3 separate regions of the Mus musculus genome follow, and regions 2 and 3 are each linked to region 1. Evidence: chromatin loops called from intact Hi-C (ENCODE). Cell type or tissue: heart. All regions are shown on one strand. Links, peaks and the distances in the headings refer to the core of each region. The heading gives the core; the rest is flanking DNA. Region 1 has its middle 11 kb from the start of Gm30657. Region 2 has its middle 21 kb from the start of Gm46921. Region 3 has its middle 13 kb from the start of Gm46921.

Region 1 (9,881 bases), core at 1,124-9,123:
TGGGGACACAGAAAGGAGGTGCACTCGCCAGATGCTATACCTGGGACCCCTTGAGCATACACGTGTATGTTTCTGTTGTTCATAACTCATCGAGACTGGAGGATTTGGTCACAGCGGCTGGGAAGGAATAACACTCCACGTTAGCGCCAGAATTCTGTAGTGGCTTTAGTGCTTCCACAAATGTTTATCTCACTGTATACTAGGAAACAGGACAGAATGGGGAAGTCAAAAGGAAGAGACTGGACAGCCGATGCGCAGAGGAAGAAGGAGGTAGGGCCTTAGGTGAGAGGAAAATGCAAAGAAGGGGGTGGGGGGGGAGGGAAAGGCAGGGGCAAGGCGCGCATGCTCAAGCAGGAACACCCAGGCGTGAAATGGAAACCGGGCAGCGCATCCCGTTGATGAACCTTAGCTGACTTGGATCCAACAAGCATCAACAGGCTTAACAGCCAAAAAGCGATGGTCTGTCAGTGTTTCCAAGTTTGAAGTCGGCTCTTTCCTGGCCTCCTGGGATGCTGAGTTTGCTACTCCCTCTCCCCCACCCCCACCCCACAGCTCCATGTAAGGTTCGTCAGTGGGTTCATCGGGGGACCTACAAAGTTGGGGTGCCATCACAGGGGTTCCCCGTGGAAGTAGAATATGCTTTCAGTAAGTGCTAGGGACCCCGCCCCCAGCACGATGACTCTCTAAAGTGGGGAAGAGTGTCAGCCCCAGCACCTCAGAAACCAGGCAGGCCTGTGATCCCAGCATTCAAGAGGTGCAAGAGGGAGGGTCGAGAGTTCAAGGTTACTTTCAGCTAGTGACTTCAAAGCCAGTCTGGAATAAATGAAACCCTGACTTTAAAAGGGGAGGAGGGAGAGGAAGAGGGGGAAGAGGAGGAGAGGAAGAGGGGAAGGAGAGGAAGGAGGGAGAAAGAGAATGAAATTGAGATTCTGAGATTGGACGCGACCTGTTCAGGAGCAAACAGCTTATGTCAAGTCTGGGATGGGGAACGAGGTGTGTCTAACTCTGGAACTCAACTTCTGTACTACTTTGCCATTCTGCCTGTCACTAAAGCTAAAGGAAGTGCCCCAGGTGGGTTGAGGAGGGGACAAGAATTGTTGCTTGTGAAGTGACAGGTGTGGGCGGACAAGGTCCAAGGGAGGTATGAGCATGCTCAGAGGTGGATATAAGAACAGAAAGGTGCCAGGTGGGAGGGGTGGGGCAGCAGAGGAGACATGGAGGTAATTTGGGTACAGGGGTGACCCAGGGTCACACCCATAGTCTGACAGAGCTGCAGACTAACTGAAAAAACTATGCTCTCATTTGATACCAAGGCACAGAGAAGTTAATCAGGCTGCCTATGGTAAGATAGCATTCTAACTTCAGACCCTGCCTGCTTTCCCAGGCAAAGCGATGGTAGATATACTACAGATGACATAGAGGACTTCATTGACGTGTCCTGGGTGGGGGGAGGGGGTGCTGCCTTGGAGCCTGTCTTGACTACTGCCTGTTAGGTCGTGGGACATTGACTTTCAGTGTCCTGTTGTGAAAAATGTTATAGAAGGTGGCATATGGGGATGGTCACACTAGGGCTGTGGAATAAATGACCCCCCTTCCCTCCACCCTCTGCTGCATTTCAGGTAAACTAAGCCTCATGCTGAGTGTAAGGGTGGGAAACTTAGGGGTTTGATGAGGGGTGACCTGCAGGCTAGTGTCAGCTACAGGAGGCTTCCATTGGTCATTGACAGATTCTGACTAACAATGTTTATCAACATCCTTGGTGTTTGGAACTGTTTAAGCAAAACATATTTGGTGCCGGGCAGTGGTGGCACATGCCTTTAATCCCAGCACTTGGGAGGCAGAGGCAGGCTGATTTCTGAGTTCGAGACCAGCCTGGTTTACAGAGTGAGTTCCAGGATAGACAGGGCTATAAAGAGAAACCCTGTCTCGAAACAAACAAAAACATATTTGGCATGAAAACTTCTTGAATTCTGTTGGGGCTCCTCCTGGGCTAGCACCCCTCTTTCCCTCTTAGAAGCCAGGGGGCTTCCTCCACTGCAAGATGAATTCCCTAGGCTCTGGGTCATATTAAATATATCCTTCGGGGTGGCAAGGATGGCTCAGCAGAGAGTGGCACACACCCAGATCTCCAGGACCCATATCAAGGTGGAAGGAGAGAACCGACCTCCACACATTGCTGACACAGGTGTCTCCTACCCTGCTCCAGCTGTGCTCAGGGCTGGCCAATCAGAACACGGCATCCAAGATGCACTGGGATGCAGTGCGTGGAGGGGAGGAGTCCTCACCGCTTAGAACATCATGCTCTTGTACTTCTCTCCCGCCTCCAAAATGCAGTTAAATAAACCTCTGTTCTTTATAAATGACCCAGATTGTAGCATCCGGTTATAGCAACAGTGGGGGAGAACAAGAAAAGAGAGCAGACTGTGACACATCACCACAGTGACTGCCTGGAGTGTCTGTCCCTTGCCTCTGTCACTGCCATCTGTTCCTATGCTTTCCAGCTGATTTCTGGCATGTCACCTCTCCCAAGATGTCCTCCTGGATAGCTTTGTGAAGTGGCTTCCTACATCTACTCTTCTCATGTAGCTCCCCCTTTCTCCTCTCTCCTCCCTCCTTCCCTCTCCTTTGTTCCTCCTTCCCTACCTCCTCTCCACTCTCCTCCTCCTCCTTCCTCCCTCTACTCTTCTCACTGTAGCTTCCCTTTTCTCCTTCCTCCTCCTCTCTTCCTCCTTTCCCCTCATCTTCTTCCTCCTCTTCTCCCTCTTCCTCCCCTCTCTCCTCCCCTTCCTCCTTCTTTTCCTCTTCTTCTCTTCCCCCTCCTCTTCTTCCTCCCCCCTCTCCTCCCTCCTCCTCACTTTCTCTCCCTCCTCCTCTTCTCCCTTCTCTTCTCCTCCTTCCTCCTCTCCTCCCTCCCTTCTCCTCTGCTGCCTCCCTCCTCCTTTCTCCTCCTTCTCTTCCTTCTCCTCTTCTCCCTCTTCCTCCCCTCCCTCCTTCCCCTCCCTCCTCCTTTCCCCCATCTCCTCCTCCTCCTCCTCCTCCTCCTCCTCCTCTTCCTCTTTCTTCTTCTTCTTCTTCTTCTTCTTCTTCTTCTTCTTCTTCTTCTTCTTCTTCTTCTTCTTCTTCTTCTTCTTCTTCTTCTTCTTCTTCTTCTTTTTTTGTTTTTTGTTTTTTTTGAGACAGGGTTTCTCTGTGTAGTCCTGGCTGTCCTGGAACTCACTCCAGGCTGGCCTCAAAAGAACTCAGAAATCCACCTGCCTCTGCCTCCCAAGTGCTGGAATTAAAGGTATGCGCCACCACGCCCAGCTTCTCTTCTTCTTCTTGAGACAGGGTATCAAATCAAATAGTCCAGGCTGATCTCGAACTCATGATGTAGCCCAGGGATGACCTTAAACCTACCATCCTACTCCACCCCTGTCTAAAGTGCTGGGATTACAGATGTGCATCACCGCACCTAGTTTAATGTGGTAGGTTAGGTATCCACACTCATGCTGAGCGAGCGCTCCTCATTCTCAGCTGGCCTGCCCCGTTCTGTGATCCCGTGAAACCAAACACAGTCTTGCTGGTGGGTGACCTGCTGAGATTTGGAGGAGGTGGTACTGACTCCTACATTTTCCATTCATGGCAGCACCTAGCACATAGTAGGTGCTTAGTGCACTTTGGGTGAATGAGTGGAAACCTTGGGAAAGATGGGTGGCAGGGAGCTGGTTTCTGGCAGTGAGGACTCATGGCTAAGCTGGAGGTCCAGTGGAGAAGTGCTGACCTCATTGCTCTGGTTCCCAGCCCGAGGCTCATCCAGAGGCCACGGTGCACAGAGGGAACTGTGTGTACGAGTATTTTCACAGCTTCTCAGACTTCTGAACCAGCAGCCTTCCCAGGAAAACACAACACCCGGGGCTTGCTCCCAGCTCCTCCCGAGGAAAGCAGGGCCAGTGCCCCAAAGAGCAGGCCCTTTGTTTACAATAATAAAGCAAGGTCCATGGCAACCTGTTGTGACATCATGGGAGTGTGAGGTCACAGATCCTTCCAGGGGAAGAACAGGACTCAACAGACACAATGGATTCGGAACTTCCCTAGCCCCACCAGGGTGAGAATGTATAAATGTGTGTAAATATATAAACCAGCTGGTTTCTCTTGTTTTCTTTGCCTCCCTCTTGTTCATTCCTCATTTGTGGAAAAAAATAAAAAAAACAATATTTAAATAAATAAAAGTAAAAAAGAAAAACAACAACAACAAAAACCTCCGAGTGGAAAGCTTTGTCCCAGGAATTTCCTGTTGGCAGTTGTCCAGGGAACTGGGCATACCAACAGTCATGTGGAGAAAAGGGCCAGGCCTGGACCAGAGAGAATGCTTGATCTGCTGGCTTCAGCTTCAGGGCTGGGCTTCCCCATCCTGGGGATGCTGGCATGGAGAATTCCCCCATCCCACTCCCTGCCCCTCCCTTTCGCCTCCCCCTACGACTGGACAGTACATTCTGTTCTTTCCCCCCATTCTGTCTCCTCCTCCTCCCCCTCCATCTCTCTCCATTTCCTTCCAGCTTTCATTTTATCTCCTACTGTCTCTACTGTCTTTGTGTCCCCAACCCCAACCCCTCCAAGGCCCTGCCTCAGTATCCTTCTAACTTTAAGGTCTCTCTCTCTCTCTCTCTCTCTCTCTCTCTCTCTCTCTCCCATCCTGGGCTCATGTTACTGAAACATAGGAACATTTCAGACTCAGGGCATGTCTGTGCAGGAGAGGCTGTGTGACTCCGAGTTGCATGGCCAGGGGTCTGAGTTTCCTGGGTAGGCTCCTAAGTAGCAGATGCACATCATGCAGTCAGGAAACACATGGAGCCTGTGACCCAGGCACCAGGGAGGTGGTCACGACTAGCCACCATCTCCCAAGGCCTGCAAACCCTCTACCGATATGATCTTCCTGGCCACCAAGCCTTGCCACAGAAAGGCAGGGAAGGATCCCACCCCTGAATCCTCCCTCCAACTGTCAGGCTCTACACCAACATTTCCATTTCAGGTAAACTGGGCTATCTCAGTCTCCAACTCAGTCTGTTCTGAACAGCCATCCCCTGTGTGCTCCATGCTTGGCAGTGTTGCTGACCCCTGCCCATTAGATTTTTAGTAGGAAAGTAGCCCTGTTGTGACAACCCAATGTATCTCCAGATATGCCTGAAGGGTCCCCTGGGGGAGGGCAGCCTCCTGGAGTGGGGAGGGGGAAACACCTTTGCTCTTCCTCATCCAAGGCACTTTGATTTCCCCAATCCCCATAGCTTCCCAGTACTATGTGTGTTGTTGTGGCTGGTGGTGTCACAGCAGTGTGGTCCCAGGGTTTTCTGGGCACAGGGTGCGTGATAGTGTATGCCAGGTTGATCCCTAGAACCATCTCTGGAGCTGCTATGTGGCGAAGCCAAGGGGCTGCCCTTCATCATTCCGAGGAAGCTGTGGTCTTCGGCTCCTACATCCCTCGCTCTCTCCCCTGTCCTCTCTGCCTGAATCCACCTCATCCTCCTTCCCACTAGGCCACCTCCTCATATCAGGAGAAGAAACCTTCCAAGAGGCTGGCAAGGTGGTTCGGAGAGTAAGGAGACCTGAGTTCAATCCCTAGGGCCACGCGGTGGAGGATGAGACTGAATACATACAGGTTGACTTCTGATCTCTTTGTAGTTCAGAAATCCCATCTCTGGTGAATTGGCTTTGTAGTGAGGAGAACATGGCCTCTCTTGACAGTAGGGCTTGAGGGAAGCTGGGAGTTCCTATGAGAAGAGCCAGAAGCTGAAGTAGATGGGCCGAAAGAAGCCCTTGGGGACTCCCCAGTCAGTTCTGTATTGTGCCTGGTGGGCCCCATTTCTCATTGCTCATGTTCAGTTTAGTCCAATAGGGTCAGGCCATCATCCTTTCCTACGGCCGGCCGGCCAAAATTGGCTGGTGAGCATGCCCGGGGCCTCCTGATGGTTTAACGATCACATTTGGAGCAAAGGGAGTTTGGTGATCTGGGAGCATGGGGGACCTAAAGCCCTGAAAGACAGAGCAGAGGACCTGCTGTCCCCAACTGCCTCCCACCTTCCAAGCCTCTGACCGTGCTGATCTCAGTCAAAAGACTTCAGACTTCACAAGGGACACCCCCCCCCCGGGGGGGGGTTGGCACTTGTCTTTTGCAGAGCATGTTTCCAGAGCTCTCAGCTTGCCCTGAGTGGCATGGCAGATAATGAGAACATAGCCACAAGAACCTGGGGGAGCAATCGAGCCTGTGGCTCTCACCTCCCTCTGAGGACATCCACTCTGCTTCTGGTCCAGGGATACAGAACAGTCCTGGGAGCTTCCAGGCCCGGAGGAAGATATCTGGGCATCCTAGTACCACTCAGCTCCATTCTGCCCTTGACCCACAGAAAAAGTGAACCATGCTGGGGAGGACTGGAGGAAGATTGGCCATGGGATCTTCCCTAATGAAGTCCAGATGGGTGAGCACGTGTGTACACGTGCGCACGTGTGCTAATCCTCGTGTGCCCCACCACGGGCGGCGCATGACATCTTCACCCTACCAGCTCAGCTCTGAGGTCCGTAGGCATGTGCTCACGTGTGCACACGGCAGGCATGCACAGCCGCTTGGCATGAACCACGTTGGGGGTGCCACTTGGAGCAGGAACGATTTAATGTTCCAAATTGGGGCAGCAGTGGGGTGTGGTACCACGAAGAGGGTTGGTCAGAGCCAAGTCAGAACTCTTTATAACATTCGAGGTATCCTGCTTATTCTCCAAGGGTAAAGAGACCCCCGCAGGGTCTGGGATTCTGGAAAATCCACAAGTAACCACCTTCCAGCCAACCACCTTTCCTGACACTTCCCACCGGCATGCCCAGATGGTGCCTGAGATATAATCGCCACGTAACTCCTCCCCTCCCACCCCCCAACACACGCCAAGGCTGCAAGCCATGGAATACATTTCAAGCCACGCTGTAAACTGTGCTTTTGGATGTCATTGAGCCCTCCCGTGCCAATGACATCACAGTTTCCATGGCAACTAATATAATTAACATGAGGGAAGGTGCAAGGAGAAGGGAAGGCAGAGAAGGAGACGGGTAGAGTCCAGCCTGGAACAGAGAAAAGAACACGGGGTGCAGGGAGGGCAGAAGGACCCATAAATTCTTCTGCCACTTGTTAGACCGGCCCCCTGGACGTCACCCCCCCCCCCCGCCTCGTGGCAGGGTGGGGGTTGTGGAGGGTGAGCTCTTTGGCAAGCTCTGTCTCCTACAAAAATACAGAAAGGGCTTTGTCCCCTCTCCAGTTGCGGAGCTGACCCAGAGGAGCAAGCCTGCCTCAGGTGGGGCGAGAGCTCCTCTACGCTCCTTGGCTCTTGCAGGGTCTGGTGAAGCCAGGGCCTGGTGGGGCTTTCCTAGAGCCCAGCTGGGGATATGCATACTCCTATGGGAACACAGGTGACTGTGAAGTTGAAATGCTTGAACAAGAAAACCAGTGTTAGATTTTTCTTGCCCCTCTGCTAGAGGAGAGGTTGCAAGGGTAGAGGGCAGGTATGAGGAGAGGGGGGCATGAGTGGGATGAGGGTGCATGATGTGAAATATACGGAGGATCAATAGAAAGGTTTTGGTGTTGGTTTGTTTGGTTTTTTTTTTTTTGTTTGTTTGTTTTTTTGTTTTGTTTTGTTTTGGTTTTTGGTTTTTGGTTTTTAGAGACAGGGTTTCTCTGTATAGCCCTGGCTATCCTGGAACTCACTTTATAGACCAGGCTGGCCTTGAACTCAGAATTCCACCTGCCTCTGCCTCCCAAGTGCTAGGATTAAAGGCATGCACCACCACTGCCTGGCAGAAAGCTGAAAGAAAGAAAGAAAGAAAGAAAGAAAGAAAGAAAGAAAGAAAGAAAGAAAGAAAGAAAGAAAGAGAGAAAGGGAGAAAGAGAGAGAGGGAGAAAGAAAGAAAGAGAGAGAGAGAGAGAGAGAGAGAGGAAGAGAGAAAGAGAGAAAGAGAGAAAGAAAGAGGGAGGGGAGGGGGAGGGGAAGGGGGAGGGGAGGAGGAGGGAGAGGGGGAGAGGGAGGGAAAGCCAGCACTTCAGGTCACAATAATGACCCTTTACCCTTAGCTTGGTGCTAGCTTCCTGTGAGCCACGTTGGTTAAGCTCAGCTCTGGGACTGTTATTATTATGATGATGATGATGATGATGATGATGATGATGATGATGATGAAGATGAAGAATGTATGTGCATTGGTGTTTTGCCTGCATGTGTGTGTATTTGAGTGAGATTCTCTGATTCCTTGGAACTGAAGTTACAGACAGTTGTGAGCTGTCACATGGCTGCTGGAAATTGGACTTGGGTCCTCTGAAAGAACAGCCAGTGATCTCCTGAGCCATCTCTCCAGCCCCAGGACCTGTTTTGGTTTTTGTTGTTGTTGTTGTTTTGTTCTTTTAAGGCCCTGAAAGGACCATGTCTTAAAGGTTGGTGTTATTAGGAGATAGTGGAACCCCATGGGAGGTCTTCAAGTCAGGATCATGGTACTCCAGGCCTTTGCTCCCCTCTTCTGCTCCCTGTCATAGGCAAGCAGTTTCTTCCCCACTGCCTACTCTCATAGTGTGTGTAGATTAGAACCCTTAACTCCAACCTTTTCTATTCACAAGACAACTAATTTGGTGTTTTTGTTTGTTTGTTTACATAGCAACAGAAAGCTGACTAACTGGCACTTGGCATTTCATTCCCAGTCTTCTTCTTCTTCTTCTTCTTCTTCTTCTTCTTCTTCTTCTTCTTCTTCTTCTTCTTCTTCTTCTTCCTCCTCCTCATCCTCCTCCTCCTCCTCCTCCTCCTCCTCCTCTTCTTCTTCTCCTTCTCCTTCTCCTCCTCCTCCTCCTCCTCCTCTTCCTACTCCTCCCCTTCTTTCTCCTCCTCCTTCCTCCTCCTCCTCCTTCTCTTTCTCTGCCCCCTCTTCCTCCTCCCCTCCTCCTTCTCTTCCCCCTCCTTCTCCCCCTCTCCTCCTCCTCCTCTTCCTCCTCCTCCTCTTTCTCTTTCTTGTTCCTCATCTTTATTTAAAAAGAAAGAAAAGAAGATTTATTTGTTTTTATTTTGTGTGCACAAGTGTTTTGCCTGAAGGCATATAAATGTGCTTCATGTATGCCTGTTCTCAGAAGAAAAGTATCAGACACCCTAGAGGTACAAATGGCTGTGAGCTGGGAGAAAACACGGGTCTTCTGCAAGGGCATCCAGGGCTCTTAACCCCTGAGCCACCTCTCCAGGCCCCTTTTCTTTTTTCTGTTTGCTTATTTTGAGGTAGGATCTCACTATGTAATCTTGACTGGCCTGAATCATGTTATGTAGACCAGGCTAGCCTTGAACTCAGAGGTTCTGCCTCCCAAAAGTGCTGGGATTAAGGGCATGTGCTATCCTGCCCTCCCCAACTACTCACCTTTTTTCTTTTATCAGTGATGGGGTTTCTTAAAGCCGAGGCTGGCCTCAAAGTCACTCTATAGCTGAGGATGGCCTTGAAGTCTTGATCCTCCTGCCTCCACCTCTCAAGTGTGTGGATAACCTGCATATGCAACTGTGCCCAGCAGTGATTCTGGCCCATAAACCTGAGGCCAGGACTTGACAGAACACGTCTTCAGAGCATACACATCCGAATGGGACCACGGCTTCATTTCCACAATGAACTTACTGCATAGCGGAGACTTAATTGGGGATGCCAGAGTTTACACTGCTGGAGTGACTGACTGGGTGTGTCATGGGACTTCAAAGAAGATGTCTCTGTGACGAAGAGATAGTCAGAGAGGCAATGGCAGATCTGGGCTGAGGAACAGGGTGGGGTGTTAAAGTGGATGGTCCTCCCCTCCTGCCTTTTCTCCTCCCTCTTCTTCTCCCTCATCGTCCCCTTCCCTTTTCTCTTCCATTCCCCAA
Region 2 (9,881 bases), core at 1,074-9,073, 89 kb before region 1:
TCTCTCTCTCTCTCTCTCTCTCTCTCTCTCTCTCTCCTTTCTTTCCTTTCTCTTTCTTTTTTTTTTTTCCTTTCCCATCTGATATCCCCTAGATTTGGGAAATTACTACCAGTCTTCATTTGAGGATTTTTTTTTCCCCAGTCGAATAGCAAACTCCAAAGTTAATTGCCAGAGATTATTTGCTTCCTTAGAATTAACCTTCTCTCCTTGAACCCCATTAAAGAGGCAGGAGGTCTGCCCCAGTGGGGAGGATGGGGACAGGGTGGGGTGGAGTGGGAGTACACGGTGGGACAGGTCTGGGATGGGGGACAGAGATGGTTTTCCTTAGGATATGTCAGCCTCGCTCCTCCTCCTCAAACTTCCCGTACCGCCCACTCTATCTCTCAAACATTGGGCGATGCAGGTGTGCATGGCCAGGTGTGCCCCCCTCTGTTTTTTGAAGGAGGTAGTAGCTTTGGAGATATGGTACCTCTCCCTTGTAACTAAGACTAGCAACACCACATCAAGGGAGGAAACTGGAGGGAGAAAATTATCTACCACAGACTGTATGTAGATCTCGTAAGTCAAGGACTCTCATTGTACAAATCGATCTGGTCCTGACTTATCTTAGTCATGGGCAGAAAAATGTCCAAAAAAAAAAAAAAGCCAAACCCCTGGAATCTGGGCCTGTGACTTCATTGCATTTTTTTAAAATTTATTTTGTGTGCGTATGTGCGTGGGCATGCTGGAGCCATAATGGGCATGTCGAGGTCAGAGGTCAACCTGTGTGTGGGTTGTGGGAGGGGCGGTAAGTTCTCTCCCTCTACCAGGTGGGTTCCAGGCATCAAACCCAGGTCACCAGGCGTGTCCGCAAGCACCTTTATCCACTGAGCCCTGAAACATTAGAGTTTAACCGGGAAAGGGGGCCCTTGCAGGTATAACAAAGTTAAAGATCTTTGCGATTAGATAGATCACTGATTAGTGTAGCGTCTTAATTCAATGACCCATGTCCTTGTCAGAGATCAGAAGGACGAGAGACACACAAGAGGAGAAGACCTGATGACAGAGGTGAAGGTTAGACCCCTTGCAGCCATGGGAAGGACAGAACCCATCGAGTAAGGCAGAAAGGCGTTCCTGGAGCCTTTGGGAGATGAATGGCTGAATCAGTAGATGAATCAGGATGCTCTCTTCTTATCTCTTGCTCCCGCGGGCAGGTGCTGGCAGTGTGTGTTTGCTGACACCTTTGTTGCAGTCTTCTGCGCTCAGAAACAGTAGCAGGATACCTTGTGTTGTTGTAAGGTGTCCTGCTGGCATTGATTTGTTTGCAGCAGCCCAGGAAGCTAATTCACCCTTGACCTAGCCACCAGAGAATGTAACAACCTGCCTGCCCGCTGAGCCAGGGGAGTTCTGAGGATAGGGTTGGTTCCTTAACATTGCCCTTGGGGCTTTTTGGGTTAGACATCATTAAGGCCTTCTGCTCCCAAAGCTGGGAGAGCCTGGATAAGTGGTTCTCTCTCTCTGAGCCTTGGCTCCTCTATGTGTAAGAGCAAAGACAGCCCATGACCTCCCAGGTCCCTCCCCACCTCCCCCACCTCCACTCCCATCCCACATGGGAGTTAGCGGAATGCTTCTGAGACCATCTGCCATCCCTGGAATGCAGAGTTGCTTAAGATTCTGTCCAGTCCCCCCTTCCTGGCTGCCCATCGTGGCAAGTTGCTGCGAGTGGTTAGGGCTGTTTATGGGGATCTGAGAAGCTAAATGCCCAGCGTGGGTTGAACTGTGGCTGTGGCTTTTTAGAACTGACTTTTTCTCGATAAAGCAAAGGCCCAGAGGGTGATTAGGTGGCTCCGCAGATATAGCACTTGCCCCACAAGCAAAAGGACCCAAGTTCAATCCCCAGCATCCACGGAAAGAAAGCTGGGCATTGCTGTAATCCCAGCACTGAGAAGGCCAGACAGAATGATCTCTGAGACTTCCTGGTCATCCATCAGAGAGCTCCTGGTTCAGTGAGGAGAGAGGCAGTTTCCAAAACTATGGCAGAACTGAATGCTAGTGCGTGCCTTTGATCCCAGATTCCAGCACTCAGGAGGCAGAGAGAGGCAGATGGACCCAGGCCAGCCAGATTTACATAGTGAGATCCTATGTAACCCTGTTACTACATAGCCTTACATATATATCTACAGAGTATTACCCTGTGTTATCCACATACACACACACACTAGTGCACACACACGCAAACACGTATGATGACGGCGCACATTAATAATAATAAAGCAAAGGCCTGGATCATATCTCTCTCTCTCTCTCCTCTCTCTCTTTCTCCCCTTAGGTGCCTTCAGAAACAACCAACTGCTGTGCAAATCTGTCTCATTGTTCCTCCCGAAGCTGTTGGCGACAGAAAGCCTTAAAAGTCAGCCTGAGCTTGCATGAAGCCACCTAGAAGTACTGATTTCCAAGCCAGCAGTGAGGACCTTGTGGTGGTTCCTTCTTCCTGGGTGTCTTTGCTCAGAACATTGCCTCAATGACCCTTTCACTAACCTCCCCCTCCCCATAGAAGGGGCATGTCTCTTCCACTCAGTTAAAAGTCCACGCCCCCCCCCCCCCCCAATGAGCCCAGGTCATATTTCAAACGCCTTGACAAACCGCTCGGTACCAGGAGCCAGTAGAAGGGGGGCCTTTAACACCGTATTTATTTTGACTGGTTAAACAGGCTATGGCTGTAAAGGAAACAGCTCTCAGAAAAGGAGACCGCCTGGCCGACTCGGGGCTCACTCTTTCTACCCACACACACACTGTTTAAAGCATTCCAGAAAGCCTGCCAACTTTCCTGGCACGGCTCTTATTTCTTTACATGCATGTTGCATTCCATCTGGTTAATGCGCCATTCTTGGATTCTGGCGAGGGCCTAGCAAGGTGGCATGGTGTGCTCAGGCTTGTTCTATGCAAAGCAGGGTACCAGCCAGAGGGAGCTTTGGCGGGATGGGGGGAGTTCTACCTTCCTTAGGCACAGGGGTGCCTGGAGTCCCAAAGACAAGAGGGCAACTGCCTACCCAGCTCTCTCCAGATGTGGCTGAAGCCCTTCCTTTGTTTTTTTGTTTTGTTTTGTTTTTTGTTTGTTTGTTTGTTTGTTTTTCTTTTAGTGGTGTTAGGGATCAAAGCCAGGACTCTGCACATAACACTATACACTACAGTGCTCTATATACATTGAGCCCTGCCCCCAGCCGAATTTCAGGTTCAGTAAAGTCACAAGTGAGCCATCCCTTGCACTTCACTCTACCCAGAGAGTTTAGGGAGATGCAGCTGCTCTGCCTCCTCTGGTACACAGCCAAGAATATACAAGGAGGGTGCGTGAGGCTAATGTTAGGAAGCCACATTACTGTTTACAAATGTGAGTTTGGTCCAGAGGCATCCCAAGGACCGGGATGCGAACACCTAGGTCTGATGGTTTCAGACACTTAAGAGAAAGGTTCGTCTCTGTATTCATTTAGTTCTCCAGAACCACTGAGGACGTGCTGTGATTTGGATCCAACACCATAATGCATGTGGAAGACAGGAAAGCCAGGTTTTAGATACTCTCAGAACATCTGGCGAATTCAGCTTTTAAAAGGGGGCAGGGGGAGCGAGGGGAGAGAAGACAGACCCCTTCGGAAGCCGTTGTCAGGTACTGGGTATCCAAAAAACATTCTCCGGGTTGACTCAAGTGTTCTCGCCTCCCTCCTCCCCAGTGGAATAGGAATAGAACCCATGAGACTGGTGAGTTAGGAATTCAGAGGAGAAAATTGGCTCTTGGCACCGCGAGCAAAAACATGGAGGTCTCTGCCTGGACGACGCGTCAAACGCACGTCTCTCAGAGTCCCGCCTGCGGTGCGAATAGAATGCTCCTGTTCTGAAGTGGAATTACTCACCTGGATCCGGCGCGAGTGACACGGCACCGAGAGGTTTAAAAAAAAAAAAAAAATCCCGGTTCCTAATGAGAAACAGCCGCGTGCGGAATAAAATTAGTGTGAGTTGTGTAATCCCAGCTGGCCAGTTGCGAGAACAGGGAGGAGGCAGGAGGCGAGGGAACAGGCTCTGGAGCCCATCCTGACCCTCTGGGTTGGAATTTCTGAGTCTCTTTGCCTTGAGTCAGAATAGGAAACCGAACCCTGACCGCGCGCTTCTTTTTATAGAATCGAACTTTCTTGCCAGCTTCCTCCGGAGCGCGAGATCGTCCCTCTTCGTCTCTAAACAATACGCCAATCATCAGATGTGAGGAGAGGGAGGAGGGGCGTAGTGTTCTGGGAGCATCAGACAGAACCCAGGCCCAGGGCCCAAGACAAACACCGAGCCCCAAGTTTGGCTTCCGTACCAGACCTGGTAAATACAACATGTTTTTACAGGTTGAGAAATTGTCTGGCTCGTCTCTGAAATTTTCTCTCTTTCTCCCACTTCTTCTGACTTGGATCTCAGCGTTCTGTCAGCGTTCTGCCTCGGTGTTGGCCAAGTTCACGTTTGCCAGTTGCCGAGTGGATAATAGATGGTTTGTAAGATTCGTAATCTGTTGGGGAGACGGAAACTCAGACAGCCAGGCAGTCGTTGCCTGTGTGATAAAAATGACTCTCATGAGTTTTTACTTGGCCCGGCTGGCCAGGCTTGTACTGAAGGACAGTGGGAACCAAATGACTTAATGCCCAGTCAATCACTGCCTCAGCCACTCTGACCGGGCAGCCCACCGGACACGCCCCCCCCCCCCGCGCGCCCCCCATAATCAGTTTAGAGTCAATTCTTGCTTGTAAGGGAGGCTGGAGTCTGCTGGCCCAAAGTGTGAAGTCGCTGGTTTAAAATAAAAGGAAAAAAAAAGAGAAAGAATTCTCATTAAAAATGGATTTTTGTTGTTAAGTGTTTTGAGGCCAGGAACAGCGAAGTTGGAGGAGATCCGTTGCCAGAAGCTAACAGCTTTTCCAACTTTGGGTTCCCAGTTCCACTCTGGCTTCTCATAATTGGGTCTCAACGGTGCCAGGACATGTCATAAACTACCAAATTTGTACAACAATATATTGACACAAGTGACTCTGTGTAGCCTGAACTTAAAGGTAGTGGGGGTGGGGTTATGGACTGTCCCTACTGGCATGGCTCCCTAGGGTCACCTGGGATAATTACCATTCCTGGAGTGGTGACCACTGTCAGTCAGACCAGTTTGCTGACCTGCTTGGATCTCACAGAGTTAAATTGCTAAGAAAGCCATCTTGCCTTCTAGACCTGCTTCCCTGTGGTCTCCCCTACCAGCTTACCTCAGAAGAGGGCTAAAGGGTCAACTCTAGCAGGAACATTCCAGCAGAACAATCCAGCTGGCACCAGAGCCCCATCCTGGGGGTGGGGGCTTCTCACCTCCAGTTATTTCTCCCTCACAGGGGTCAGGGGAAATCTTCTATGAGTTCTCCAGCAGAGAAGGGGTCCCTCCTGCTAAAGATTGAATGTGTGTGTGTGTATCCATGTGTGTATATTTTGGTTGGTATATGTCTCTCGGTGTGTGTCTCTTTCTAGGTGTATTTATTTGTGTGTGTCTATTGTGTGTGTCTCTGTATATATGTGTGTCTCTATGTGTGTACTGTGTATTTCTATGTGTGTCTGTGTATGTGTCTGTTTATGTATGCGCATGTGTATCTTTATGTATTTCTCCCTCTGCATGTGTGTCTCTGTGTGTATATCTGTGTATATGTATATTGTGTGTATATCTGTGTATGTGTGTCTCTATGTGTTCAGTGTGTGCATGTGTGTACTGTGTATATATCTCTGTGTATGTGTCTTTCTGTATGTATTTCTGTGTGTATATTGTGTGTATATCTGTGTGTCTTTGTGTAAGTGTCTCTGTATACAGTGTATGCATGTGTATACTGTATATATATATCTGTGTATGTGTATGTGCATGTATATGCATGTGTATGTCTCTCTGTATGTATGTATCTGTGTGTGTCTGTGTGTATATTTATGTGTGTATATTGTGTGGTGTGTGTGTGTGTGTGTGTGTGTGTGTGTGTGTACTTCCCCTGCCATTCCTCAGGTGCCATCTATCTTGTTTGGAGATCAGATCTCTCACTGGCTTTGAACTTGCCTAAAAAGCCAGACTGTGCAGCTGGTGAGCCCCAGGAATCTCCCTGATTCCACCTCCCGAGTACCATGGTTACAAGGGTACCCACCACTCCTGGCTTTTTATGTGGTTGCTGAGTATTGAACTCTGGTCCTTATGCTTGCCCTGTGAGCAGTTTACCTCCTGGGTTACCACCTCTAGCCTGCCTCTGAGCCTTTGTTTATTCTGTTCCCTCTGGAGAAACCTTCTTCTGTGCTACTTCCTGTGACTCACTAAGAGCTCAGTTTCCAGGCTGATGTTTCATGGAAGCCTTCCCTGACCCCCACCCCCACCCCACCCCACCCCAGGGGGACTGGATTCCATGTCAGCATTTATCAAAGTTGTCACTTAAAACTTCTGTTTCCTATCAGGTGAGACAGGCACTTTCTCACACTGCATAATGCATGCATGGGTCCTGTGGGGCTCATGTTCAAAATTTCAGGTTCAGATTCAGCAGGTCTGGGATGGAGCCTGGGGCTCTATTTCTAACCACCTCATAGATGCTGCAGATACCAATGGGTAAGTCCCATAGCAATGGCTGCACTCTCTCCATTGGAGTTGTACAGAAGGAGAAAGCCCAGCAGGGAAAAGAGAAAAATTGAGTCACTGTCTTTTCAGCTTTCCTGGGGACACTGCTGCCTCTAAAGAAGCCTCAGTGGGGAGGCCTTGGGGTGGGGGACAAGGCTATTTACTGAACCTTTAGACCTTGGGGTTGCCCAGTTCACTTGGTGGCAGATTGTTCTGTGAAAGTGATGTTATCCAAGTTTCTGTGATTAGAGCAGCCCAGGTCCCTCAGTTGCAACACCCACAAAATGTCTCCAGGCCTTGTCCAAATCCCCTGGGGTGCAGCCTCACACCCTGTTGAGAGTTCCTGCCCTAGAGCATTAGAATGCCTACTCCCAGAGGAGTTACAGGGTTAAGGATTTAGGAGGCCATGGAGGTATCTATAGCCAGGGTTGGGGCTGTCACTCAGTGAGCAGAGCACTTATTTAGCATGCAGGGGACTCTGGGTTCTACTCCCAGCACTGAATAAAAATGGGCGTGATGCAAGCCTAGCACTTGGGAGGTGGAGGCAAGAGGATCAGGAGTTCAAGGACAGGCTTGGCTACATAATGAGTTCAGGGCTAGCCTGGGTTGCATTAGAGGCTGTTTTGTTTTTAAAAACACATTGCTGCTGACCGGTTGTCTGCCCAGTGTATCCCTGTATATAAGGCGGAGCCACAGAATGTTTGTTGATTGAGCGAGTGAGTAGGAAAAACTAAGAATTACGTTTGGCTGATGAGTAAGTCAAATTCTGCCATCCCCCCTCCCCGACCCCCAATCCTTGCATAGCCCCATCCTCTGGCTCACTCTGCTCCACTCCCCCACAAACCCAGCAACACTTAGTGGGCCGGTTGTTCATAAGGCGTCTTTTTTTTTTTTTTTCTTTTAAATGCAGCATTTTCTAGAGCAAGTATCCCTTTGGGGGGGGGGAATAAAAGCGACTTTCACTTGAGATTTTTTTTTTTTCTTAAATGTCTCTAATGACTAAAACATCTTACAATATCCAGAGGATTACACTTGTTTAAAGAAAGAAAAAAAAAGTCGGGGGGGGGGGGGGTGGAGGCGGAGAGAGAAACCTCCCACTTTTAGCAGAGAGAGTATTTGGAGATTGTATACCCACACATATTTTACAGGCAAGATCATAAAATAACAAAATTAAATTTTCAGATTTTTTTTTAAAAATCTCGGCCTTGTAGATAAAGTGCCAGATCCTAAGTTGGAAAAACAAAACAACTACAAATATAACCACCACCACCACCACCACCACCATCATCACCACCACCACCACCACCACAACAACAATATCTGTTACTCAAGTACACTGGGAATTCCAGGAGGAAAACCAAAAAAGATCACAATAGCTGCAGGATTGTTGCTTCATTTGCTTGGTTGGAAGGAGTGAGGTTCAGGCTCCTCGGTGGCTGAGTGGGAATTTAATTGCCACTGATTCAGTACAGGGAGGAGGGACTTTTTTGTTTCTGTTATTTTGTTTGGATTTTGAGCTGGCTCTCCTCACGAAGAATGACCTTGAACTCTGGATTCCCCCACTTTCTGTCTCTGACACACTGCGATTTTAAGTATTCCCCATCCTCCCCAGTCTAAGGTGGGACCTTTAAGAAGAGTTCAAACCAAAGGGCTCCACCCTCGTGAGAAGTATAGGGGAGGGTGGGGAACGACCTTCCTTTTGGACATAGATTAGTTACTACTAGAGGAGCCTCTCTGTCTCCTGGGCTTATTTCCTGGCCCTTGTGATGCCCCCTGCCATGCTGTGGCACAGGGTGGAGCCCTTAGAGATGCTGGGTCCTTTCTTGCTGCTTGACCTTCCAGCCTCTGGGATCTTGAGAAGGACTCCCTCAATCTTGTGAAACTCACAGATAATCGATCTGGGAAGACGCACTCCTGCCCGCCAAGAGCTTGCCACACAGTGTGAAGACTGAGTTTGGATTCCCAGCGCCCATATAAAAAGCTGGCTGTGGCAATGGTACCTGTAAGCACAGTGAACAGAAAGAGGATCCCCGGAGCTTCCTGGTCAGTCAGTCTAGCCAAACATGCAGATTCCAGGCTCAGAGAGAGATCCCGGCTCAAAACAGAAGGAGGAAGCCAGGCAGCATAGCATATCCGTGTAATCCCAGAGCCAGAGCCAGAGGCAGACAGATCTCTGTCAGCCTGAAGCCAGCCTGGTCTACAGAGTGAGTTCCAGGCTAGCCAGGGCAACCTAGTAAGACTTTGCCTCAAAACCAAAAATAAAAAGCAAAAGTCCCCATTCAAATGCTTCTGAACTTTGCTTTTAAAACCATGGATTTGAGTTTTGTTATTCAAAAGTGATATCAGGTCCCAAAGAAACCCAGGACAAGGCTCTCACAGTACCTGTGGCTCCTCCCAGACCTTCTCACCCCTCCCCCTTCCCTGAACCCCTCTAGCCCAGGCCCCAGCTTCACCTCTTCTTCTTCTTCTTCTTCTTCTTCTTCTTCTTCTTCTTCTTCTTCTTCTTCTTCTTCTTCTTCTTCTTCTTCTTCTTCTTCTTCTTCTTCTTCTTTTTCCTCCTCCTCCTCCTCCTCCTCCTCCTCTTCCTCCTCCTCCTTCTTCTTCTTTTTTGGTTTTTCGAAACAGGGTTTCTCTGTGTAGCCCTGGCTGAAATCAGCAGCTCTCTCTCTTGGCTCTTGATCTTCTTTTGGTCCACTTGTTCCTCTCTCTTTTCCCCCTCCCTCCCTCCCTCTCCTTCTCCCTCCCTCCCTCTCCCTCTCTTTTTCCCTCTCTCCCTCTTTCTCTCTCTCCCTCTCTCTCTCACCCCCTCCCCCTCTCCTTTTCCTCTCTAGCTCACCCCACTTTTCTCTCCTCCCATAGCCATGTGTTACAGGATATTTTATCATACCATGAACCCCGAGATTGTATTATTTACAGGAAAAAAACAAAACAAAACAAAACACCAAAACTGTTTTTAGTTGTGAGTGGCTAAGCCTTAGCAGACACCTTTAATCGAAGAGCTTTCTTCTTGAATGTTGTGAACAGCATTAGATACAGTCAATTGTAGGTCAAGAGGCAGAGCAAGCAGCCAGATGACTGGAAGTGACCATAGGATCATTAAGAAAGAAAAACAGAGAGTAAGAGGGAGTCAGGAGGAAGGATAGAGACACACAGGAAGTAGAAGGGAGGGACATTTAATCTAAAGGAGGCTTTTTGAGAGAGGGGATTGGTTCTGGGACAAAGGCTGATGAAGTAGGTCAGCTGGGTGCTTTTGTTTTTTTGAGGCAGG
Region 3 (9,881 bases), core at 1,252-9,251, 55 kb before region 1:
TCCCAGTTTATGCAATACTAAAGATGGAACCCAGGGCCTTGTACATGCTAGACAAACACTTTGTCCACTGAGCTCCGTGTGCCTCGAGCCCCCCATGTTACCTTAGAAGAAGGAAAAGCCAGGACAGAAAGAGGAAGACAGACAAGATATCACATGCCAAATGGGCACCTGTGGGGACCTGATACTGTTCCCAAGATTCCGCCCTTGGAACCAGATCTCTTTCCTCCTTCAGGAAGGGATGAAATATTGCTAGCCAAGAGGACCCCAGTGCCTTTCCCAGTCACAAGGCCACAGTAGCCATGCTGATCACCCACCTCTGCAGAGGCAGCCAGCACCCCGCCCCCCTTGCCCAATAGCATCCTCTGCAGCCACCCCAGATGGTGTCTTCATGGAGTCCCACTGTGTGAAAGGGAAGAGAAAATGTGCTTCTCCCTGAAAGGGGGTGGGGGTGGGGCGGTCCAAGCCTCTGCGGCTGCACATTCTGGCCCCCAGATAACACACCGAGGGGCGTGGCAAGGCCTCTCTGACTCTTTGAAAACCCCAGCAGGAAATTGTTGTCCCAAGGAGATTAGGTGAGACTTGGAGACAAGGAGACACCGGAGGGCCGAGAAAGCCTGGAGAACACAGGGTGTGACGCAAGAGCCCAAGCAAAAATGAGCTTTCAAAAAGTTAGGTTTGCCCACCCAGCATGGTGGCACATGCCTGTAAGGGGGGTGGGCTGAGAAAGGAGAGTTGGCGGGACAGAGTCCTGAACTACATAGTAAGAAAAAAAAGTAATAGAACTTTTTATTTTAATACTAGGTTTGTTCCTTTTCTCCCCCACACCTGTTCTTAGCTGATGACCACTCCGTGGGTCCCCCGGGGAGACAAGTTGCTCGTTTGAGTGGTGTGAGGAATCCATTGGGGGGGGGGGGCGAGTGTTTCCAAGGATGGAATGTATTTGGAAAGAAATTACTTGATTACTCAGGAAAAGGTGTGACAGCAACGGAAGTCCTGTCAGGAAGCAGGGAGGGGGGCAGCACATCTGGTAATAGGACATAATTTCTTTATGCAAATGAGGCTGAAGGTCCTCAGGAAGATGCTTCCCCCACTTCCTGTGGGGAAGGGCCAATCCATCAGCTATGCACAGCGGGAAGGTGTTTACTCTCCTCTTCTCAGACGCAAGCACACAGGGTCTCAGGGGAGACCCTGGCTACAAGAAGCTACAAAGTTACTGCCATCTCTGCTGTCCCAGGCTCAAGCTTATTTGTCTAAATCTTTTGTTGGGCCAGGATTTGAAGTGGCCAAAAAAGTCTATGTGAGAAGCAGATGTTGGGGTGTGGGGGAGAGTGGAAGGGCCATCAGACCCCAAATGTAGTAAAAGAAAGGTGATGATGGGGCATGAGACAGGTGCATGCATTAAGGAAAGTCACATGACCCTGAGAATGCTTCAAGACGTTTAGAGGTTGCCCGCTCCGCCCCCGTGGTCTAACATCCTCACTTTGGTTCCTCCACAGGGGTGTGTCAGAGAGGGGGAGCTGATCTGGCGTAATGGAGGTGCAGCTAGGTGCCCAGTTACAGGTTGATTCAGAGCAGCGTTCTCAACCTTTGCGTTTTAACTCCTTTGGGAGATGGTTGAAGACCTTTTTAAAGGGGTCACCTAAAACTATGGGAATGCACAGATATTTGCATTACGATTCATGACTATCAAAATTACAGTTATGAAGCAGCAAAAAAAATAATTTTATGGTTGGGGGGTCACCACAACATGAGGAACTGTATTAAAGGGTTACAGCATTACAGGGGATGAAAACCACTGATCTAGACTGTTCCAAGGAGGAACCAATAAATACAGTAACTCCCTGTCACACACACCCTTTGTCTGCAGAGGACACACTCCAAGCCCCCCAGTGGATGCCTGAAACCACACACAGACCTATATTTTGTTACTCTAACAGACTTGGGAGAAAGTTTGATTTATAAATTGGGCACAGTAAAAAGTCACCAATATGTAGTAATGTATTAGAACAATTAGGGTCAGAGGGATGGCTCAAGGGGCATGCCACAAGTCTGAGGACCTGAGTTCAATCCCTGGGATTCCCATAGTGGAAGGACAGAACGGACCCCTGTAAATCGACCTCTGACATCCACACATGTACCAGGGAACATTCATACCCACTTACACACAGACGCACACAAGATAAACAAAATGTAACTTTAAAAAAATAATAAAGTAAAAAGAAATAGAACAATTACAACATGTAAACAAAAGCTATATTTAAATCAAAGTACATCTATACTTTAAATTAATTGCATAATTTTGAAATGAGATCTCTATATATAGCCCAGGCATCTCAGAACTCACCATCCCCCTGCATCCACCTCTGAGTGCTAGGATAACAGGAGTGTACCACTACATTTGACTATGGCTTTTTTTTTTTTTTTTTTTTTTTTTTTTTTACTTTTTTTATTTAAGACAGTGTTTCTCTGTGTGGCTCTGGCTGTCCCGGAACTCACTCTTGTAGACCAGACTGGTCTTGAACTCACAGATATCCTCCTGCCTCTGCCTCCCACATATTAGAATACCCCTACCCTGCTTGGACTTTTTTATCTGTATCATTTTACTGAGAGTGAAAGCAGACAGAGAAGGAGAACAGCTGAGATCCGCATTAAGTATTAAGAGGCCAATGGAGGACACGGGAGTGATTCCCAGTGGTTGGGAGTGTTAGCAATCTGTCTAAGCTCCACCCCCACAGTTACCTGGCAACAGCCAAGTATGCTCCACCCCACAGTTTCCTGGCAGCAGCCAGGTAGGCCCGCCCACGAAAAAAGGGTTCCGCTCACCCCCTCCTCTGGGTTTCTCTGTGTAGTCCTGGCTGTCCTGGAACTCACTCTGTAGACCAGGCTGGCCTCGAACTCAGAAATCCGCCTGCCTCTGCCTCCCAAGTGCTGGGATTAAAGGTGTGCACCACCACTGCCCGGCACACCCCCTCCTCTCTCTCTTGATCTCTTGTTCCTTTGTTGCTCCTTTGCTCTTCCCTTCCACCCCTCTTCTTTCTCCATTCCCTTCCCCCTGTCTCTCCACGTGCTCATAGATAGCCTCTACTTATCTACTCTCTCCCTCTCTCTGCCTTTCTCTGCCTCTACTACCCTCTTAGCTCCCTTCCCCATGCCCTGAATAAACTATTTTATATTATACCATCCTGTGGTTGGTCCCCTAGGGGGAAGGGATGCCTTGGTATGGGCCTGTTGAGACATCCCCTTCCCCCATACCTGACTATACACCCATAGAACATATTCCTCTTTCTCTTTCCCTTTTTATAAACACATCAGGGAGCGCCCACTGCTCTTCCAGACCTTGGTTCAGTTACCTGCACCCACACAGCCGCTCACAACTGTCCTCCCGTGCCAGGGCATCCAACCTCCTCTTCTGAGCTCTTCATGCAGCAGACACAGGTCACAGACATATATGCAGGCACTTACAAATATGGCAAGACATAATTAAGTTTTTTTTTAAGAGAGAGGTTTTGGGGGTATTTTTAATGGCTTATTTATTTTTATGTGCATTGGTGTTTTGCCTGCCTGGATGTCTGTGTTAGGGTGTCAGAACCCCAAGAGCTGGACTTACAGACAATTGTGAGCTGTCATGTGGATGCTGGGAATTGAACCTGGGTCCTCCGGAAGAGCAGCCAGTGGCCTTAACTGTTGAGCCATCTCTCCAGCCTGAGAGAGATTATTTATGAGTGAGTGGCTCACATCATTAGCAACACTTGGAAATCCTGTCATTCTCTTTGCAGGCAAGAGGCTCAGTGGACCCAGGATCAGGTCTGGGAATCCCACATGAGTCCTCGTTTGAGTACAAAAGTCAGGTCTGAGAGAGGAAGGCAGGGAGGGTGGAGTGTAAGTCCTGGCTGGGGCCTGAGCCTCAGAGCTAAAAGCACGTGGCCACATTGGGTACAGAATGTCCTTGTCGTCCCCCAAGCACAGAAGCACAGAACCGGTTTGCACTCTTCCTTTCTTCATACTTTCATAGATGAGTCAGACATCGTCCTTATCCATTCCCAGCTATCAGGACTGTCCATCTGTCTGGCCGTCAGCCTCACCCAGTGAACAGAGATTAAACACCTCACACACCCAGAGGATGGAGGCCAGCATCAGCTGATTCCCTGGCTTTCTAGGAAGTGATGCTGGCTTCTGGCTGTAGTCAAATCTGCACTGGGGCTTTCTCCTAGGTAAAGAACTGGAGGATACATAGTTAACATTTAAAATGACTTGGAAAACCAGGTGTGGTGGCGCACGCCTTTAATCCCAGCACTTGGGAGGCCGAGGCAGGTGGATTTCTGAGTTTGGGCCTGGTCTACAGAGTGAGTCCCAGGACAGCCAAGGCTACACAGACAAGCCCTGTCTCAAAAAACAAAAACAAAATGACTTGGAAAACTGGGGATGGTGGGGCTTGACTGTATTCCCAGAATTCAAGAAGCTGAGGAGAGAGGATTATGGATTTCAGGCTAGCCTGGGCTACAGTGAAACTTTGCCTGACCCCTATCCACATTCCCATCCTAAAAACAAAAGCAAACAACAAAATGGTCTTGAAAAATAAAGGCGGAATTCGGCCTTTCTTCCTGTATTTATTTGTGTTTTTTTTTTTTTTTTTTTTTTTTTTGGTTTTTCGAGACAGGGTTTCTCTGTATAGCCCTGGCTGTCCTGGAGCTCACTTTGTAGACCAGGCTGGCCTCGAACTCAGAAATCCGCCTGCCTCTGCCTCCCGAGTGCTGGGATTAAAGGCGTGCGCCACCACGCCCGGCTTATTTGTGTTTTTTATTGGTTATTTTATTTATTTACATTTTAAATGTTATCCCCATTCCCAGTTTCCCCTCCACAAGCCCTCTATCCCCTCCTCCCTCCCCCTACCTCTATAAGGGTGCCCCCTCCCCCACCCTACCTCCCCCACTCCTGCCTCAGCGGCCTATAGTTCCCCTATCCTAGGTAATCAAGCCTCCACTGGACCAAGGGGTCCCCCTCCCAGTGATGCCAGATAAGGCAGTCCTCTGCTACATATCCAGCTGGAGCCATGGGTACCCCCTCTGTACTCTAGTTGGTGGTGCCTGCATTTACTTTATTATTTAATTTATTTATTTCACTGTATACCTCTGGCTGGCCTCGAGCTATGTGGACCAGGTTGCTCTTGAACTCAGAACTCACAAGGATCTGCTCCTCTGTCTCCAGAGTGCTGGAATTAATGTGTGCCACCGTGTCTAGGCAAAATCAGAAATTTTCAACAATAGTCCTCTCTTGGCAGAACACTTTGGGACACTCACTATAACTTCTTTATCTTGAGCCAGATGTAATTAAAGCTTACAGGGCCTATTCTAGTATTCTTTTCAGATAGATAGATAGATAGATAGATAGATAGATAGATAGACAGACAGATAGGCGCACAGGCACACATTAGGGCAGGCTCATGCACATGTCCATACTGTTAGGTCACGGGATGCCTTTTGGAGTCAGAGGTGAGGAGACTCTGGGTCTAGCCTCCAGCTCTCTGGCCACCAGTCCTGGCCTTTTCTGTGCCCAGCCACACAGAGGACCCACAGGGAACCCACACCATCGTGGCTATCCTTAAACCTAGCTGACCTGGAGGTCTGGGATAGAGTAAGCCCTTGAATGGGGAGGAAGCCCAGAAAACAAACAAAACAAAACAAAACAACCCCCCCCCAAAAAAAAACCTCACCACAATAAGGAGGGGCGAGAAACGAGAGCCTATGAGAACACAATATACAGATTAGGAAGGCGGAACCACCCATGCATTGGCTGATTGCTGGCCTGACGTCACAATGGCCCAGCCTGCAGTGCTGCAGGCAAGTTATTTGAAAAGGTTTTTGGTTTCCTGCGTTTCCTGTCTTGTGAAGGGGAAATGTGTTCACGTGTGCAGAGGGCGAACTAACGGGCCCGGGGGTGGGGTGGGGGGGAGTGTTGCAGGGTGGGTGTTGTTTGGTGGCTCTGCTGTCCCTGACAGTCAACCAAAGTTTGAAACTGAAGCGACCGCAGGGGAAGCTGTGAATGCCACATGACCCGTGGGGACTTCGCAGCTTCTTCAGTTTAGGGGAAGCCCAAGCAGACCCAGCCTCTATGATTGGTTCAATCCGTGTGAGTTTTAAAAATTTTAGTTTAAAAAAATAATTTTTTTGAGACAGTGTCTCATCATGAAGCTATGGCTGGCATGAAATTCACGCAGTTCAAGCCACCCCTGTCTCCTGGGTACTGGGATTAAAAGTGTGCATCACTTCGTTTTGTCTCCATGTGATTTATAAAAAAAAAACAAAAACAAAACAAAACTACTTTGCTTCCTAAAACCCCCCTGGGCTTTCCCCAAGTCCCATGTCAACAACTCACAGTTCCTTCAGGATGTTGCTCAGTCACTCCTCCCTGGAGAGTCATCTGACCCTCCTTTTCAGCCTTGATTTGGATGAGAGGACAGTGAGTCGTGGCTGATCTGTGTGCTGCGTTCTAGCTACACAACGAACATGTCAGGGCTGCACAGCCACACACAGCGGTCCAGGGACAGACCGGTGCTAGAATCTGATGAGAATCTCCCACTAGATGAGAATCAAGTACAGGGCTAGTGGCGATTGTCCTCATTGTCCACATCGAGATGACGATCAATAATGAGGCGCCAAGAAAAGCCAAAGGATGGGGCTGGATTTCCAGAGTCTCTTGTGTACCCGGATCAACCTGGATCTGAAAGTCATGGCCCTGAGCATTTTAGTTACCCGATTAAATGTAATCTCCCTTTTGAAAGGAACCAACTTAGCCAGTTTTCTCTCAAGACCATAAAGGAGTCTTCAATTGTGTATCCAGCCTTCAGACAAAATCTTAGTCTCAGCGTGGATCTGGGCTTTGCCAGCCTCTCCCCTCCTCCACCATCTAGTCCCCGCCCCCAACACCGGTGACAAGTCACAGGTTCCTACTGCTTAATCTATGGTTGTTTGTGACAAGTAGAACAGATGGGTCTCCTTGGAAAAATGGCGTGAGAACCAAGTAAAAGAGACTGGGGTTAGATGAACATAATTAACGTCCCCTGTCTGAGCCTCAGTTGCTCCATCTGTGACATGGGAGAGTGGCAGTCCCTCCACCTTGGAACTTGGTGGAGGTTTCATGCAACACCTGGTTTCTGATACATGCTCAAGAGACAGTGGCTACCAGCCTCTCCCTGACAGCCTACTGTGGACGAGGCAGGGTCTTCCCTAGGCTTCCTGGACAATGAAGGGACAAGAGAGTTAAGGTGGTCACCGGGGGATGGGGTGTTCACCATAAGCAGCTCTGCTTCCTTGTCACTACTGGCCACAAGCACCTGCCCAGCCAGCAGGGCACACTGGCCTGTCATCACTCCAGGAAGGGGCTCCCAGCCAGCCGTGCAGGCGGTTTCTATTCTAGGCTGGATTCTGGCTCCTTGTGGTGTCAAGACCTACCAACTTGTTCTGCAACCCCAGCTGGGCTCCAGGCCCTGCCAGACCCCCTCCTGGCCCCAACTTCCTTCCTGGAGCAACTGTTGGTCTGACTTGATTCCCCTAGATGTTGTGCTGTACTCACAGGGGTACGGCGGAGGAAGCCTGTATTTGTGGGGTTCACCATGCACCACTCAATGGTATGTGTGGCATAGCATGGGCTAATGTTTCAGCTTCCCCTACACAACCCTTGAAGACAGTGCCAAAAGCTGCCCACTTTACAGAGGGCAAAACTCAGTGAGATACAAGATCAAGACCCAGATCCTGTAAGATCTTCCTGTACCCAGAGGTACTGTCTGCCACCGGGGGTTAATATCGTGAAATGTATTAAACACCACAGCTGCCTGGGTCCAAGCCTTTTCTATTGCCTGTTTTTGCTGACCTGACAGCTCTTCCGGGCTAGCTTCTTTCTCTCCTGCAAGGGTAAGCATCACCCTTCATGAAAGAGGTTCTCCTCCGGCCCCTGTAGCAGGCCCCACCTCATTTGCTTCCTTCTAAATGAGAATCTGACTTTCTTATTCCAAAAGTTGGCATTTACCCAAAGAAGCCAGGGCCAGAAAGAAATATGTTTGGATAGATCACAGGTTCTAAGTACCACGCAAGCCAAGGCAACGAGACAAAAAGACCAAGGGAGGGATGTTCAGGTAGACTGGCCAGGGCGGGCATCTCTGGGCTCGGGGGCAGCTTTCAGATTTGAGTGGTAAGAACGCTTTTCATGGGCAGCCAAGGTAAAAGGCTCCAACCAGGAGGAAAAGCCTCTTTGAAGGCACTGGTGTGCAATAAGGGGATTGGAGTGGAGAATGAGGTAAGGCTCGGGGTAGATTGCATAAAGTCCCCAGGCTGAGATAGGGGTAGGTTTGGCTTTAGGCTGTCTTCCTGCTGCACCATGAGATTTCTGAGACCAGGGTCCCGTTTATGTGACCCAGGCATGTGTTCTCCACTCTAATCTAGCGTGTGTCCTGTATGCTCATAAATAAAGCCTGAATCTGTCGGTGTGTTGTTGTTTTGTGACCTTCCATACTCTGGGTACTCCTGAGTGTTTCTCCAGGACCTTTGTCTTGGTCCTCTATGCTTGTCTTCTGGAGTTCCTGTTGTATTTTGAGACAGAGTCTCATGTAGCCCAGGCTGTCCTGAGCATGCTATGTAGCCAAGGATGACCTTGAACTCCTGATTCTCCTGCTTCCAATGTGCTGGGCTTACAGTCTTGTGGCGTTATGCCTGACTTTTCCAGTGCTGGGGAGGGAACCCAGGATGCACTTTATGCCAGACAAGCACCCTATCAACTGAGCTGCATCCTCCACCCCAGCCCCTCCCCCTTGCTCCTCTGCCCCTCTAACTCAGAGAAGGCATCTCAGTCTCTTGCGGCCATCTGCTCCCAAGGGCTTTGGAATCCCTCCAGCGTGGTACATTACTGAAGGTTTCTGGAGGCTGTGAAATAAATGCCACAGGGTTCAGATGAGTGAGGGCTCCCAGGTGTGTGCCCTGGTAGACCTGGTGCCCCCCCCCCCAAAGCAAGAAGGCTGCTGCCCCACCAACTGTGAGGAAATTTGCTCACAGTAATGCCTGGCTTGTGATGCACAAGGGCCGAGGGAGCAGTAGGGCTGAGGGAGCACTAATGCCAAGGGAATATGGTGTCTGAGGGAGCACTGGGGCTGAGGGGGCAATAGACCAGAGTGAGCACTAAGCCAGCGGGAGTACAGGCCAGAAGGAGTACTGATACCAAGGGAATATGATATCTGAGGGAGCACTGGGGTAGAGGAACCACTAGGTCTGAGGGAGCACTGAAGCTGAGGGAACACTGAGGCTGAGGTGAGGGAGCACTGGAGCTGAGGGATCATTGAGACTGAGGGAGCACTGATACCAAGGGAATATGTGGTCTGAGGGAGTACTGGGGGCCAAGGGAGTACTGAGGCACAGGGAGCATTAGGAATAAGAGATCAGTGGGGATGGGCAAACATGGAAGCTGCAGGAGTACAGGGACTGACGGAACATAGAAGTCAAGAGAGCAGGAAGTTAATTAGCTTGGTTGAGGACCTGGAACTCAGCACCCAGCTCTGCACTAAAGCTGACCTTGATCATCTCAGGGGACACAGTGGCTCAGTGGGGTACGAGAAGGGGATGTCCCAGCACCTCAGAGGAACAGCAGAATTAACTTAATGATGAAGTTATCAGCTGCCTATCTCTCTTCTGTAGGGAATACAGACAGCTTTAGAAACCTCAGGCCTAGGAGACCAGGTAGGCAGACAGTAAATGGTTTACCCTGGTGGGAAGGGGTGTGTGTGTGGGCTTGGGTTGGGAAGGCATTAAGGGAACTTGTAGACCAGACAATCATTTCTGTATAATTCCTTTTTATGTTCATAGCTATAGACACTCTTGGTGATGAAAAGAAGTCCCAGA

What was found. A loop is a pair of places that touch in the nucleus more often than their neighbours do. Peaks named below come from ENCODE experiments on the same cell type or tissue, not always from the same donor. Only the 100,000 strongest peaks of a DNase experiment are listed, where the experiment ranks them.
Region 2: a loop joins it to region 1, with 4 times the contacts of the local background. A loop is called at or near these places in 4 of 42 quality-filtered maps.
Region 3: a loop joins it to region 1, with 2.1 times the contacts of the local background. A loop is called at or near these places in 3 of 42 quality-filtered maps.

The regions. Positions count from the first base shown.
Region 1 is chr5:118,419,390-118,429,270 of GRCm38, reverse strand. No RefSeq gene overlaps it. Among named protein-coding and RNA genes, the nearest start is that of Gm30657, 11 kb to the right of the region's middle. In heart, for the core only: no CTCF peak of the experiment used is centred there; DNase peaks (open chromatin) are centred at 3,850, 4,410, 4,880 and 7,000; H3K27ac peaks cover 1,980 bases; H3K27me3 peaks cover 792 bases.
Region 2 is chr5:118,508,427-118,518,307 of GRCm38, reverse strand. No RefSeq gene overlaps it. Among named protein-coding and RNA genes, the nearest start is that of Gm46921, 21 kb to the right of the region's middle. In heart, for the core only: no CTCF peak of the experiment used is centred there; DNase peaks (open chromatin) are centred at 3,307, 4,137 and 5,117; H3K4me3 peaks cover 1,854 bases; H3K27ac peaks cover 3,010 bases; H3K27me3 peaks cover 796 bases.
Region 3 is chr5:118,474,350-118,484,230 of GRCm38, reverse strand. No RefSeq gene overlaps it. Among named protein-coding and RNA genes, the nearest start is that of Gm46921, 13 kb to the left of the region's middle. In heart, for the core only: no CTCF peak of the experiment used is centred there; DNase peaks (open chromatin) are centred at 3,980, 5,810, 6,510 and 7,380; H3K4me3 peaks cover 1,475 bases; H3K27ac peaks cover 6,404 bases.